Regions from separate parts of the Homo sapiens genome. Here region 1 is linked to region 2. A link is a contact called in ENCODE Hi-C or POLR2A ChIA-PET data. All regions are on one chromosome and are shown on one strand. The core of a region is the stretch at or near the end of the contact, and the rest is flanking DNA. Distances in the headings are between cores, read along the strand shown. Region 1 holds the start of MEF2C-AS2 (MEF2C antisense RNA 2). Region 2 overlaps TMEM161B-DT (TMEM161B divergent transcript).

Region 1 (6,400 bases), core at 217-2,716, 280 kb after region 2:
CACACTTGGCGGCCGAGGGCAGAGCGGAGAAGTCGCCACCACAGCCACCGGCGCCCCTTTCTTGCCTGCTCGTAGATCTGCCCTCCGGCCCAGAAGAGGCCGAGGACCATTTCTTAGCTGCCCCAGAGGAGGGGGCGAGCAGAGGAGGGGGCGGATGTGCACAGGGAGGTGCCAGCGGTCCGGTGCGCGGGCACGCACACGCCGGCGCGCAGGGCTGCCGCGGGCGGAAGGAGGGGAATGACAAGGCCTCGGCCGCGTCTCGGAGAGGCACTACCTCCGCGCTGAGGCCGCTGAGTTTCAAGTGCAAAACACCAGGCCAAATCCGGCAAGGCGGCGGCTACAGAATGGCTCACACTTCAAGCCTCCTTCCTCAAACAATCCGATGGGAAGGACCTGGCTGTTCAGGGGAAGCCTTTGCTGGCCTCTCTTTTTACATGGGGTGAAGTCGAACCCCAATCTAGGAGCCCTGGCCTAGATGGCTCCGCAGATGAGTCCCAGACGTGGCCATGGAAAGACTGATCTCTCTCTGCTCAGAGCGCCTGCCTCGGTGCTCACTAGCGCAAGCACCTCCCAACACACATACATACATACACACACACACACAACACAGCACTCCCATCACATTAAAACGCGCGCTCATGATCCTGCCGTTAATGAAGCCGAGGCGCATAATGAGTGCACAGGTAAATAGGTACCGAAACCAGAAGACTTCACCAGTCGGCTGGGCGATTTACCTCTCCCTACAGGGAGCACTTGTAGTTATCGTGTTTTAGGAGTGATTTGCTGTTGTCTGTGGTCTCTCGCTCCTCTTCTTGTGGAGAGAAGCCAAAAAATATATATGTTCCGTGGTCAGAGTCTTCTTTCTGATAAGCTACCCGAGCATTGGTCTAAAACATCTGTTTTATCTGTTGATTTTGGTTTGTTGTTTTGGGGAGTGTTGCTTTTCTGAGGGAAGCAAAAGAACGTGTGTGTGGTGGGGCTGGAAGCTCAGGGCAAGAGTCTGCGTGTGCGGCCGGAAGGCTGGCGAGTCTGAGAGCCGCGCGGTGCAGAAAGAAGGCGGCGGCTTGTCCTCCCCCGGGGCCGGCACTGGTCCCTTGGCACCCCGGCCTGGGCTCGGCTACTGCCGCCGCCGCCCGCGCTCTCGGGCTCCGCCGGCTGCCGCTCCGTGTTTTCCCCCATCCCGGCTTCACGTTCAAGGTTTAGCTGCGAGGTCACGTCCATTGACGTCAGCTCCCTGTCTCCCTCTACGTCCGGCTACATTTACATACATCAAGGAAATTAGGGCATTAAAAAAATATGCAAATCCTGCGCGAAGAGGAGCGGGTGCATTCCTGGCGCGATCGCCTTTTATTGAAGCTTTTAATTAAAGGGGCCAGTTGGCGAGCCCCTGAAACAACCGCCAAAACCCCCCAAAAGAGAAAAATAAACGCTGTAGCCTTCGAGAACGGTTGTTTCGGCTCCTGTTCTGTGGGCGGCTGAGGACCGCCGGCTGCCCGGCTCGGAGAAGAACAGGTTAGAGGAGGCAGCTCCAGCCCATGCATAATCAGGGCTCCGCGGCGCCTCCATTCTTTCCTCCTCCTCCTCCTCCTCCTCCTCCTCCTCCTCCTCCTCCTCCTCCTCCTCCTCCTCCTCCTCCTCTTCCACCTCTCCTCCTCCTCCTCCTTCTCCTCCACCTCCTCCTCCTCTTCTTGCTCTCGCTCCTGTTGGTTCCAGCGTGTATTATTTTTAATACTGATGCATATGTAAAGGTATATTTGCATTTTTTAATTTGCGAGAATTTCAGATTTTGTCATTTTATTGGTTCCCTTTCCCTCTTTTTTTTTTTGGAGGATTTTTATTGTTGTTATTTTATTATGTCTATGTGTCTCTCTTGTCCCTTTCTGTCTTTTTTGGCGAGTGTCTGCTGCTGTCTCTTGCTAGATAATATACACAGTTACCTCCCTGCTTCTGTTTATTTAAGGTTACAAATATGCACATCTGTCATGTATGCAATGCCAGCTGTATAACCTCCTGGTTTGGTCATAAAGGAAAATACACATTTTTTTTTCTTTCTTGACATACCTTGATGGGCTGTAGTGCCCATCGCTCAAGGCTCAAAGTTTGATTGTCTAATTAACTTCATATTAGCAGAAACACAGTTCGGGGCCAGTGCTTTCGAGATAATGTATGTATAAGTGAAGTGATTCCAAAGATTTCTAAATAATTTTTGTGCTGATTGCCTGAGAGGTGCGGCATTCCCCGCCCTATTGCTTTCTAGCATTTCTTATTGAAAAAAATATATATATTTTAAAATGGGTAGACACAGCAATGGACAGCCTTCTGCAAGGAAGACATTTTCAACCATGTTGTATGTTGTACCTTATTGGCTGCATTCAAAATTTACTGAGTTTCATTTTTATCTTAATATGGCTGGAAACAAGGCACATTATCTTGACTGAAAAGCATCCTTGATTCCTGACTTTGAAATGAAAGCAAATACACAAATAAAACAATTGGCTATATTAAACCAGTTGATGTGGCTTAAAATATACAGGCCTTGAGTTAGATTTCAAGCAATGGTAATCTTGTTTATAGGATCGGATTCTCTTTCTTGGCAATATAGCTATGCAGCACGATGGCTTTTTTCCACCTTTTAATTCCCCCAAGCTATCATTTAAAAAAGACTCAATCTATAATTGCAAACCCTGAAAGAACAGCAAGTATGCACACATGCAGCTTATTCAATTAAACAAGTCCAAGTACATGCACAGGTAATTAGTTTTCTTATGAATGACTTACCTGCACAGATACTCAGGCCAAGACTCAGCCCTCCCCAATGGCCTTCATGTATAAATATTCACATGTATTTCCCCCTATTTCAAACCTAAAGCGGTATGCCATCTTTCATGCTGGACTATCCAGCATCCATTTTCAGCACCCTTAACTCTTATGGAATTTCCAGCCTTACCTCTGGCTGTAGTTTTTCCAAGCCTACACCAAAGTGCTCATATGATATGTCACCCAATAAAAAGTGGTCAGATGGCTACACGTATGACATTAAAAAGCAGAAACACATTCATCCTTCAGGTTCGCCTTTACCTTGCCATATATAGCAAGATTACGTTTCCTAAAATACATTTTCAGCACATTTTATGAATAATTGCAGGATTCCACAACTGATTGCAGAATAGCCGGTTTCTGGGGGGCACCTGGCTGAGTGAAACAATTCGGCAGGCTCAAGGTCTCTTTGAGTTTGGCTGCAGTTAAATTGCGCGTGGCTGTTTGTTCCTGCCTGGACTCTCCCACATACCTGCCTACCTTTATGTAGGATCAGGACAAACACACCGGCCACGTTGCAGGGCATAGAGTGTCGGTGCATATATTTAGATGGCAGTAGCAAGGAACGCGTGCGTGTACGGCTGAGCATGCATGTGTGTACAGATGCGTGTGTATGTGCGCGCGCGCGCTATGTGACAAGGAACACAGAGAGGTACACCTCTTATCTCTGATCTCTCTGTAATCTCCTTTTCTGTTTCTAATCTCCCTTATTGGCGCATGGTAGTAACCCAAAGCGTGTGAACCGTCACCGTCGCTGCCGTGTGCGCGCTGTGGCTTACCCCGAGGGCCGGTGGCTCGGTGACTCGCTGGCTAGGTGGGTGTTGGGGAAGAGGGTGGGTAGCGTCGCTGCCGCTGCCGCCGCGGGTCCGGGTGCTCTGTCCCAGCCCGGCAGCCGAGCGCGCAGTGTCGGAGCCCCCTCCCACCCCGCCCTCACCCCCATCCTCCCCTCCCCTCCCTTCTGCGCCTCCCCCAACCCCCCGCCCCGCATTACCATATGGAGGCCGAGTCCCTGCGAATCACAGCAGCAGCGGGAGGTATTTGAATAAGCCCCGCAACCCCGCGCAGACCCCAACTCCTCCGAGAGCAGCATGCCCTGCACCAAGAGCCACCACTCTGGCCGGTAACCTGGCAGCGACAGACAACTCCCCAAAGTGCCCTGCGCGCGGTGGAGAGAGGGTCTGCTGAGGGTACTGGGTCTCCCACTTGCTACTTTTATATTAACTTGACATAGAATCAGACAATAAATGAGAGGAGAGAGAAGAGAAGAGGAAAGAAGAGACAGAAAAAGGGAGAGGCGCTGTAAAGGGGAGAGAGAAAACAGAAGCGAGAATGGGAGAGAAAAAGGAGAAAGAGAACCCAAAGGGTTGAGTTAAAGAGAGAGTAAAATGGGGACCGGGTGGGGAAACGGTGGGAGGGGGAGAAATACCCAAATATCTGAATTTGGACTTCTCAAGCTAAAAATACCACCTCACTGAACTTCACAACCTCCAATGAGACACGTGTTTCTCCCCTCACCACCACGTCACCGAATGATTAATTTGCCGTCTCAATCAGAAATAATTATTTAGAATTGTATAACAGATATAGGACTTAGCAGAAAGAAGCTCATTTTATGAAACATAGCGAAAAATATATGACATTTAAAGATGATGTTGGCTACCTCACGGTAAAAATTAAGGCTTGCCTTAACGACTCGGCAGTTGTCCAACCATGTCCTCTGAAATGGTGAGATGGCGGCCCAGGGCCAGCAACAAGAGGTGTTCCGAAATATTTTGGACTTTAAGTGAAAATTTTTTTTCTTCCTGTCTCAAATTTTATTGTTACGTTTTTCTTCTTCACGAATTTATTCCTTTTACCTAAATTTTACAGATAATATGTGAATCTTTTAAAAAATTTTACTGCAAAATGTCACATTTTGACTGAAGATATGATTTTAGACGTTAATTTAAACACATAGCCAGTTCCATTTTGCAAACTAACTCTGAATAGCACCTGATTCTGAATTTAGCCAATTCAACTCACTCTCCCTCTCCCTATCCTCAAATCAGAGCAGTGATTTCCCTGTACAAAACAATCAGAATCATACTAAAATCTCCAGTCACCTAGAGGATGTACCCATTGTAAATGTCCCTTTAGGTATTCATAAGCCAAACGCCCTTCTTTTGAAACACATACAAAAAGAACGCCTCTGATTAATAATCTCTTTCGCGGCACACTGAGGCCGAAGGCAGGGAGCCGCAGGACGCCAGAGAAGGGCGCAGAATTCTCAATACCTAGCATTTCAATGCAGATTCCAAAGATTCGCTAACTGCTAGGTTTTCCAAGAGGAAATAATATTTGGCAAGCAACGCTTTTGGGAAAGACAACCACATTCCAAATACTGGCTCCTTCCTGGGCCTGGGGAGGGGACTGCGATCGCGGTTACCCGGCACTTCTGTGTTCATGTGTGTACAAGGTGGTATGTAGCCCACGCATGTAGCCAGGCCTAGGTTTCTTTCTTTTCTTTTTCTTCTTCTTTTTCTTTTTTCTTTTTCTTTTTTTTTTTTTTTTTTTTTTTTGAGGCAAGAATATTGAAACCAATCCACTCTTTCTGTAGCTAGCTCCCACGAAGCTGGGATTTTCAACCTCTTGTTTATTCGTAAAGCCCATATGGAACCCCGGTTGAATCTCCCCTCTTCGGATTTTACCAGGAGGCCCTCAGTGCCCCACCGCCGCCCATGGCACGTGAAGAGAAAGGAGGGAGAGTTGGGAGCCACGAGAGAAGCCGGCTCGGAGCCGCTTCCGTCGGGGCCCATGTTTCGCCCCAACAGACCCGTCTCTCCTTTCTCTCCCCGAAGGTACTTCCTTAGGCCGGCAGTGTCGCTACGGTGGTAGCCAGGTGAGCACGGGCACAGTCCCGGGGCGGGGGCGGGTAGAGCGGCCCTCTCTCGGGAGCTCCGGTGGGTCTGCGAACCTGCCGGGAGCGGAAGGCTGAGTGGCGCTGGGGGCCCGCGCGGGGCTCCTGGCTCCCGCCGGCAGGGGAACAGCGACACCTACTGGCCGCATGGGTACCGCGCCCGGGCCGTCAGGGCTGCCCTGGGACGGGGTGCCGGGCTCCGTGGACTTGGGAGGCCGCGGGAAACTTCACCGAAGGCTCTGCGGACTGCTCTAGGACTCGTCCGCCCTGGAGAAGACAAAGCCACGCTTTCTGGAGACCCCTGGGAGGACTGTAGGATGGAACTGAACACACAGGCACACACGCATGCCCATTTTTTCTGGGGAACCGGATAAACCCTCAGATGCAGTTGCCCACCGTCCCTTGGTTTTATGAGAGAGACCCAAGCAGAGGTCGGAGCCTTGACCTCCTCAGGTTCATGACCCAGGCCTCTTCACCGCCTTTCCCAGTTCAGCACTGACTAAAGAAGATATCTTTACAAATTAGGAAAAGAAAAGAGTTCATTATCCTCCCTGAAGCGGGGAAATGAGTGAGTCAAAGACACAGACTCACAGGCAGCGGTTGGCGCCGGGCACACGAACCGGCCGAGCCCTCCTGCTAGCCAGCTTCGGGCACCTTTAGTGCGCCCTGAGACTGCCGCCAGGGAGT
Region 2 (6,087 bases), core at 1,360-3,859:
TTTTGATGTGTTAAAGACGGAAAGAGAGAGGACACTTCGAAGTGGTAAAATAAGTATTTGGAAAGCACAGGGAATGTATTTGTCTTTTGAATGTCCAGGATGTGTCAATAACGTGTTGATACTCTACCATTTAATATTAATTAAATTTTTAAAAATGGAAAAGAGATGAAAAGTTAAATTTAGGCACATTGTCTCTCATACGCCGAACTTTTAGCTATCAATGTTGCCTTCTGTTTTGTATAATTAGAAGTGCATCCAAAGCCAGTCACTTTACTATCTATAAAATAAGGATAACAAGGATGCTAAGTCCCTCTGAGAAGGGTGTGAGTGGATCAATAATACATTATTGTCTAATTTTGACATTTGGCAGAAGAAACCATAAACTTTTACTCCTGTAATGTCAGTAATCTGAACGAATTTTCCTAAGCAATATTATTTGCAGATTCTTTTACTGAGTGAAACAAATAAGAATTTGAAAGACAAAGATGACCTGGTTCTTAAACACTGGCTCCTATCTAAGGACCAAAATCTCTGAATTGAATCCCAGAGTCCTTTACAATTGTACTGTGTACCCCGGCTTTTTTAAAAAGATTTTAAAATGTAAGCTAGATGATTTCAAAACTGATGAAAGTTATGCCACCATTCTTACTTATATCTAATTCATGTTTTAATAGTCATAAGTTTTAGTATACCTAGAGTACAAAGAAGTGTTTACTTAAACCAGTTTCTATACCAGTAGAAACTAACTCCCCCAGAATATTTTTGATGTAATTATTTAAAATCATTTTAATTAGAAGAACAATAAGATGATAGGAAATCAAGGCCCTCGGGTTTTCTGTATGGCTGTATCATCCAGCTTCATAAAGTTACTTAACGAAGTATTTTAAAATATTGTTTATATGAATGTAAACTTACCCTAATTATATACTAAGAAATGTAGTCCATTTGATTTCTTCCCATTCCTGGCCTCAAAAATCAAACCTGCTCTGTTTGGAAAAAGCTGAGTCTTCTGTGATATCATGGACCTTTTTATATTTCAGCAAGGAAGTGGAGGTCATGGAGTCATAAATATCAAAATTTTCAGGACCCAAGCTGTAAGGTTTTATCCTTTCCTTTGTGAAGGCTGATGCAGATGGATTTCTAATTTCCTTTGATTTCTGTCCTCTTGTCTGTGTGTTTTCTTTATTTGTATAAATTGCATTGTCCTTTCTATAAGAATGTTTGAGCACACTCTCCCTGATAGATTCTCATTCTCACTCCCCTCAGCTTGTTTGAGGTTTAGAATGGGGGTGCTTTTCCTTATTTTAAAAGCTTTGCAATTTAGACTCCGAGAGCCAGGACTGGTTTTCTATCCATCGGGACCTGCTCAAAGGTCACACTCAAGATCATAAGCCATGTTCACATCCTTCTTATGGGAAAATGATAAAATAATATCCACAGGCATCTGATACTAGGGGCATGGCCTGGACACACACCTTGCCCTCTTCCCCTTGGCCTTGTCTGCCTTGAAGAATGAATAGATCCATCCCCAAAGTTGATGCTTCGAAGTGACCAGTCAGATGCTAGCAGGTCAGCTGGCTATCCTCTTGGATAGAGGGTCCATAAATTAAAGAAATGTTGGTGTGGTTGAAAGAGGAAGGTAGTCCAGCCCAAGGGAAGTCACGTAAATCTCTCCAGGAGCTTTGTTCCCAGTAGGGAGTGGGGGTGAGAGTTGGGGTAGCTCGGGGCTGTGGGCTGTTATTAATGCCCTGGCCCTCCTGCGGTGGGTGCTAACTTGTTGTGCATGAGAGCTGCCACCATCCTTCCCAAACATCGGGCGCTTGGAAAAGTCAAGCACAGTTGAGCCCTGATTTTCATTTAATAGTCAAAACCAAGATGCATTTGGGCTATGATGATAGGACAGCTCCCTTGAAAAGATTATTTGAACTACAAAGGCATTCATTTAGGGCTAGCAATGTTGCAAAAGGGCCCGCTAGAAATTAGCAGCCTGTCCTGGTATTTGGAGAGCAAGAGTGACAACTTATTGGAAGTTCTCAAGGAATCATTTATATTTCACACTCCACTAGGCAGCTGATTTGAGATTGTCTGTTAGCATAACAAAGGCTCTGAGCCTGTGAACTTCAGAAACCTTTCGACCTCTTAGCTGCTGGCATGAATAGCCCCCAGTCCTGCCTATAGAGATCTCCCAAAGCTCCCCTGTTCGTGGCTAAATTGTTAATCAGGGTAATTTAATATAGTTTTCAATATGCCTCATCTCTTATTGGGAAAGGTATTCACAGCTTCCCTACCCCTGAAAAAAAAAGTTCTTTTATTCAAGTGTGAGAGGGGCAGCTGCAGACAGACCCCCATCCCTTGCTTCTCCCCCTACTCCTTCACAGCAGCAATGTTCTGAGCAGCAACCATAGAGAAGGGCCAGAAAGAGAAACTCAGAACGACGATCCCATCCCCTGGCATGCACTCCACCCTGAACCTGAAACTTCAGCCTATTTATGCTGGGAACCGCCAAAACAAAAACCCAAGGCTCAGCCATAACTGAAACCTCAGAGTCACACACACACACACACACACACACACACACACACACGCCACACCTCCTTCTCCACCCTCCCTTCACCAACACCCTGCCCCTCCCCCCTCATCCCAACTAAGCTTCTCTTGTGTTTCTGGACAAAACGCACCAGACCCCAAGGCCTGTTAATTTTCATTTCTCACTCTGTCCAGGCAGCCCACACCGTCCTGCACGCTCCTTCACAGAGTCACACTCGGCCTGGCCCCTGCATCAACTCCCGGTGTCATATACACTTGCTCTCGCCTGCTCCCTCGCACACTATCAATTCACATGCACATTAGTTAGCTGAAAAGAGCCGGAGCACAAATATATTCATTTTAATCCAGTTAAGACCTAAGAGGTCTCCTAGGATATTATTCAATAGTTTGAAAACTAAGTATAAAATTCAGATTTTGCTACGCTGTTTCATCTCACAGAGGCCTACAGTATGCCTTTCTTTCACTTTATACCATGTGTGTATTCTAAAAAAGTAAAATAAAACCGAATAAAAAAAAAACAATCACAGGCAAAATACCCAGCTTCAGGCAGGCACTATGCTCAAATATTATTATCTTTTTAATGACTGTTTCTAGTACCCATGTGCACATCAGAATAGCAATTTTATACAAAGAAGGAAAAAGTATGAAGTCACTAATTACATTTTTAAAAATTAAAAATAAAAGGATACAATCTCTTAAACTTATTTTCTCTTTCTTTTCCACGTGAGCATTTTAAGGCATCTCTAAAGCATGTCTGAGTGTTTCTGGGTTCCTTTGGTGGTGGTTTTCTGTGTAATTGGTGCTCTGTCTTTGTGCGAGTTGAGGCTCTGTGTGTTGCTTCTTTCTGGAACAGCCATTTCTCGCTTGTGCCCCGTTTTGGTTAGTGTGTCTGTCTCTCAGCCTCCTGAAGTTGGATAAAGGCAGGATGTAGTGCCTGAAGTATTTTCTTTGATTTTTCTCTAGTTAGAGTAGTCCCTGATGGGGGTTGGGAGATTTCTTCACTCACTTGGGTTCCTAATCTAGAATCTGAAAACTGCTGGGAGGTGGGAGACCAATTTCTATTTACAGCATCAAGGAAAGGATTATTAAACCTCCAAAATCAGAAGTACAAACATAGATTTACACTTAATAAAACAAGACAAAACAAACAGCCTAGCTTCTTTCCCAAAATAATTTTTTTTGGAATTAAAAAAAGATTAAGAAATAGGTTTACTGCCCAATTTTAATATCTAAACAATGCCCAGAGGTGACATGTTAAAACAGAAAATAAAATAAATGTATCTGGTGGTTATATTATATGGTAATCCTAAAGACTGCATTTTCCTTTAAAAAAAAAAAAAGGAATCTGACAGTTTTAATTTCAACGTTGTGGAAGTTTTTAGATTATAAATGTTTTTGCCAATAATCTGTGTATTATTCATGTTAATGATGTGCTTTTTGGTTTATTGTATATTGTAAGTAGTGATTTTCATTTTCTCAGTGTTTTAAACCAAAATATTTTAAAAACATTAATTGTTATTATAAATTGATGGGTAAATATGGCTGGTTTCTTTTATTAAAAGCCAAAAATATGAAGTTGTTCATATATAAATATCACAAATTCAACTTTCAGAAGGTGCTTAGAGTAAAAAAATTATGGCTTTAAGCCCAAGAAAGAAAAAATACACAATTTGCATTTTTTCAATGCTTTTGCTTAACATTTTTTTCATTAGGTTTTTTCCTCATTAGAATTTATGATCCATGTCGATCATTACACTTTCACATTTCTGATTTCTGTTAAATTTTCTGACAGAGGCTAATAAATATAAAAGAGTAAAAAGGCCTATTTGCTTTCATCTAAGGTGCTCAATATTTTCAGGTTATTTGTATTTGCATTGAAATCTTTTCCATGTTCTTAATTTAAATTATTAAAATTTGACTGAAACTAATTCTATTTGAAGCTAAGATGTAACAGGGTTTTTTTTTCCCAAGGAATTAAACAATGTGATTTTGCTAAATTATAACATTTTCTTTGGCTTGAGCCATCTAACACCCTCTCCAACATGGCACAGTTTGGGCTTCATATTTGTGGAACAAGAAGGGTTGGGGGGAGAAGGATGTATATTTGGAATGGTGTTTGACAGGGAGAATGAACGCAGACACCAGAACAATTATATTACAATCCCATTGGGAATGCCAGCACCAAATTTAGCCAGACTGATGGGGTACTGTCTAGACGGTCCCTTTTGTGTATCAGCTGTTTTTTCCCTGCTTTATTGCACTGCCTGAATGTGTGAGTTGAACATGCATATGGATCCCAAGCATAACCATTCCTGCAACCATACACTGCTATTAAACTTCCTCTCATTTGGCTAGGAATCAAAGGTTGTGTATTCCTACTATATTCCCTTTATAATATTTTGTAATTAAAATGCAGCTTCCAGATTAGTGGCTTAACAAAGGTCATAAGACAAAGTAGAAGGTGCCTAGGCTCTTTCTTTATATGAAAAAAAATGTACAAATATACTAGGTAAACATTTCTATCTTCTCAAACATGTCCACCTCTTTTCTATACAAGTAAAAAGAAGCCAGAAAGAAAGGAATTAAAACAATGAGAAGAAAGAAGCACAGTACATGTAAATTACCACCTTTCCTTTTGAAAAGGGCAAAGGATAGAAAGAAAGAATATTTATTTAATGTTTACAGTGTAATTAATGGCAGTGTTTGTGGTTTTCTTTTTTTTTTCTTTCTCATCTTTATTTGGTAAACCAAATGGAGTTCAGTAATCAGTTCTTGTGAAGTCTTAGAAATGGATTTTCAAACTCTTTTAAATACACACTTACACAATTGCTTTTGTGTTGTTGAGCATATAGGAAATCCTAGAGACATCTCAGATCTGGGCAACTGTCAGGATTTTGTTTTGTTTGTCAAGATGGTGCAGGAAGGGTAGAGCTTACTTATATATGAATACAGTATCCACATAAAACATTCGTTGTTCAAAGGGGCAGAAATGCACCCCTAAATAGGAAGCGCACTCCACGGGTGATGGGTACTAAGGTTGGATGCCTTTGCTCACAACCAAGAATTTGAAACGAACTCAAATTCATTATTCCAATTAGAAAGTGAGAAATAGAATAATGCATTAATGTTAATGAATGTAGGTATAAGATCCGCCTCTTTCTGTAAAAGTTTATCAGCAACTTTGTCTACAGTCACCAAAAATTGAAAGGTATGAGAAATTGGAATTCCACAGGATGTAAGTCATTATAAATAAAATTATTGTCTTGTAGTAGGATCCAAAATGAATCCACTGTTTCAGGAAACTGGATCCCACATTTCATAGCACAAATAAGTTTTGTTAATATGTACACACAAACTTTGTTTGGAAAAGGAATTCTACTTTCCATTTGCTGAAATTGTTATCCCTTAGTAAGGAGAAGAGGCAAAAGTTTTACCATAAAGAAAAAAAATCAAGGTTAAAAGTGATAAGAAAAAATTTGTACAGTTACATCCTTGTTTCATGCATTAAATTTTGTCTGACTAAATGGTGGAATTTAGATT

The links. Hi-C counts contacts between places; a loop is a spot of excess contacts on that map. ChIA-PET counts read pairs that join two places held with the same protein, here RNA polymerase II (POLR2A). Pooled maps may share reads with other maps.
Region 1: a map of A673 shows a loop between it and region 2 (3-fold over the local background). The contact joins the promoter of MEF2C-AS2 here to the enhancer-like site in region 2. A Hi-C loop is called at or near these places in 10 of 168 maps with a recorded cell type or tissue (A673, HAP-1, PC-3 and 5 more) and 3 of 50 pooled maps. POLR2A ChIA-PET finds 5 or more read pairs at or near these places in 6 of 52 experiments (HCT116, PC-3, Panc1 and 1 more).

What each region holds. Positions count from the first base shown.
Region 1 is chr5:88,674,752-88,681,151 of GRCh38, forward strand. It overlaps MEF2C-AS2 (MEF2C antisense RNA 2), which reads left to right and starts at 1,467. Exons shown (of 4, transcript NR_146284.1): 1 at 1,467-1,512. The region is part of intron 1 of MIR9-2HG (MIR9-2 host gene); the gene reads right to left. RefSeq lists enhancers at 439-538, 976-1,541, 5,224-5,724 and a silencer at 5,750-5,939.
Region 2 is chr5:88,395,067-88,401,153 of GRCh38, forward strand. The region is part of intron 2 of TMEM161B-DT (TMEM161B divergent transcript); the gene reads left to right. Among named protein-coding and RNA genes, the nearest start is that of LINC02060, 41 kb to the right of the region's middle. RefSeq lists enhancers at 1,271-2,382, 1,649-2,525. Within about 2 kb of position 2,610, at least 2 of the 41 ENCODE cell types and tissues checked have a DNase peak (open chromatin) inside an H3K27ac peak, as active enhancers do; they include A673 and dorsolateral prefrontal cortex, where a contact is called at or near this core.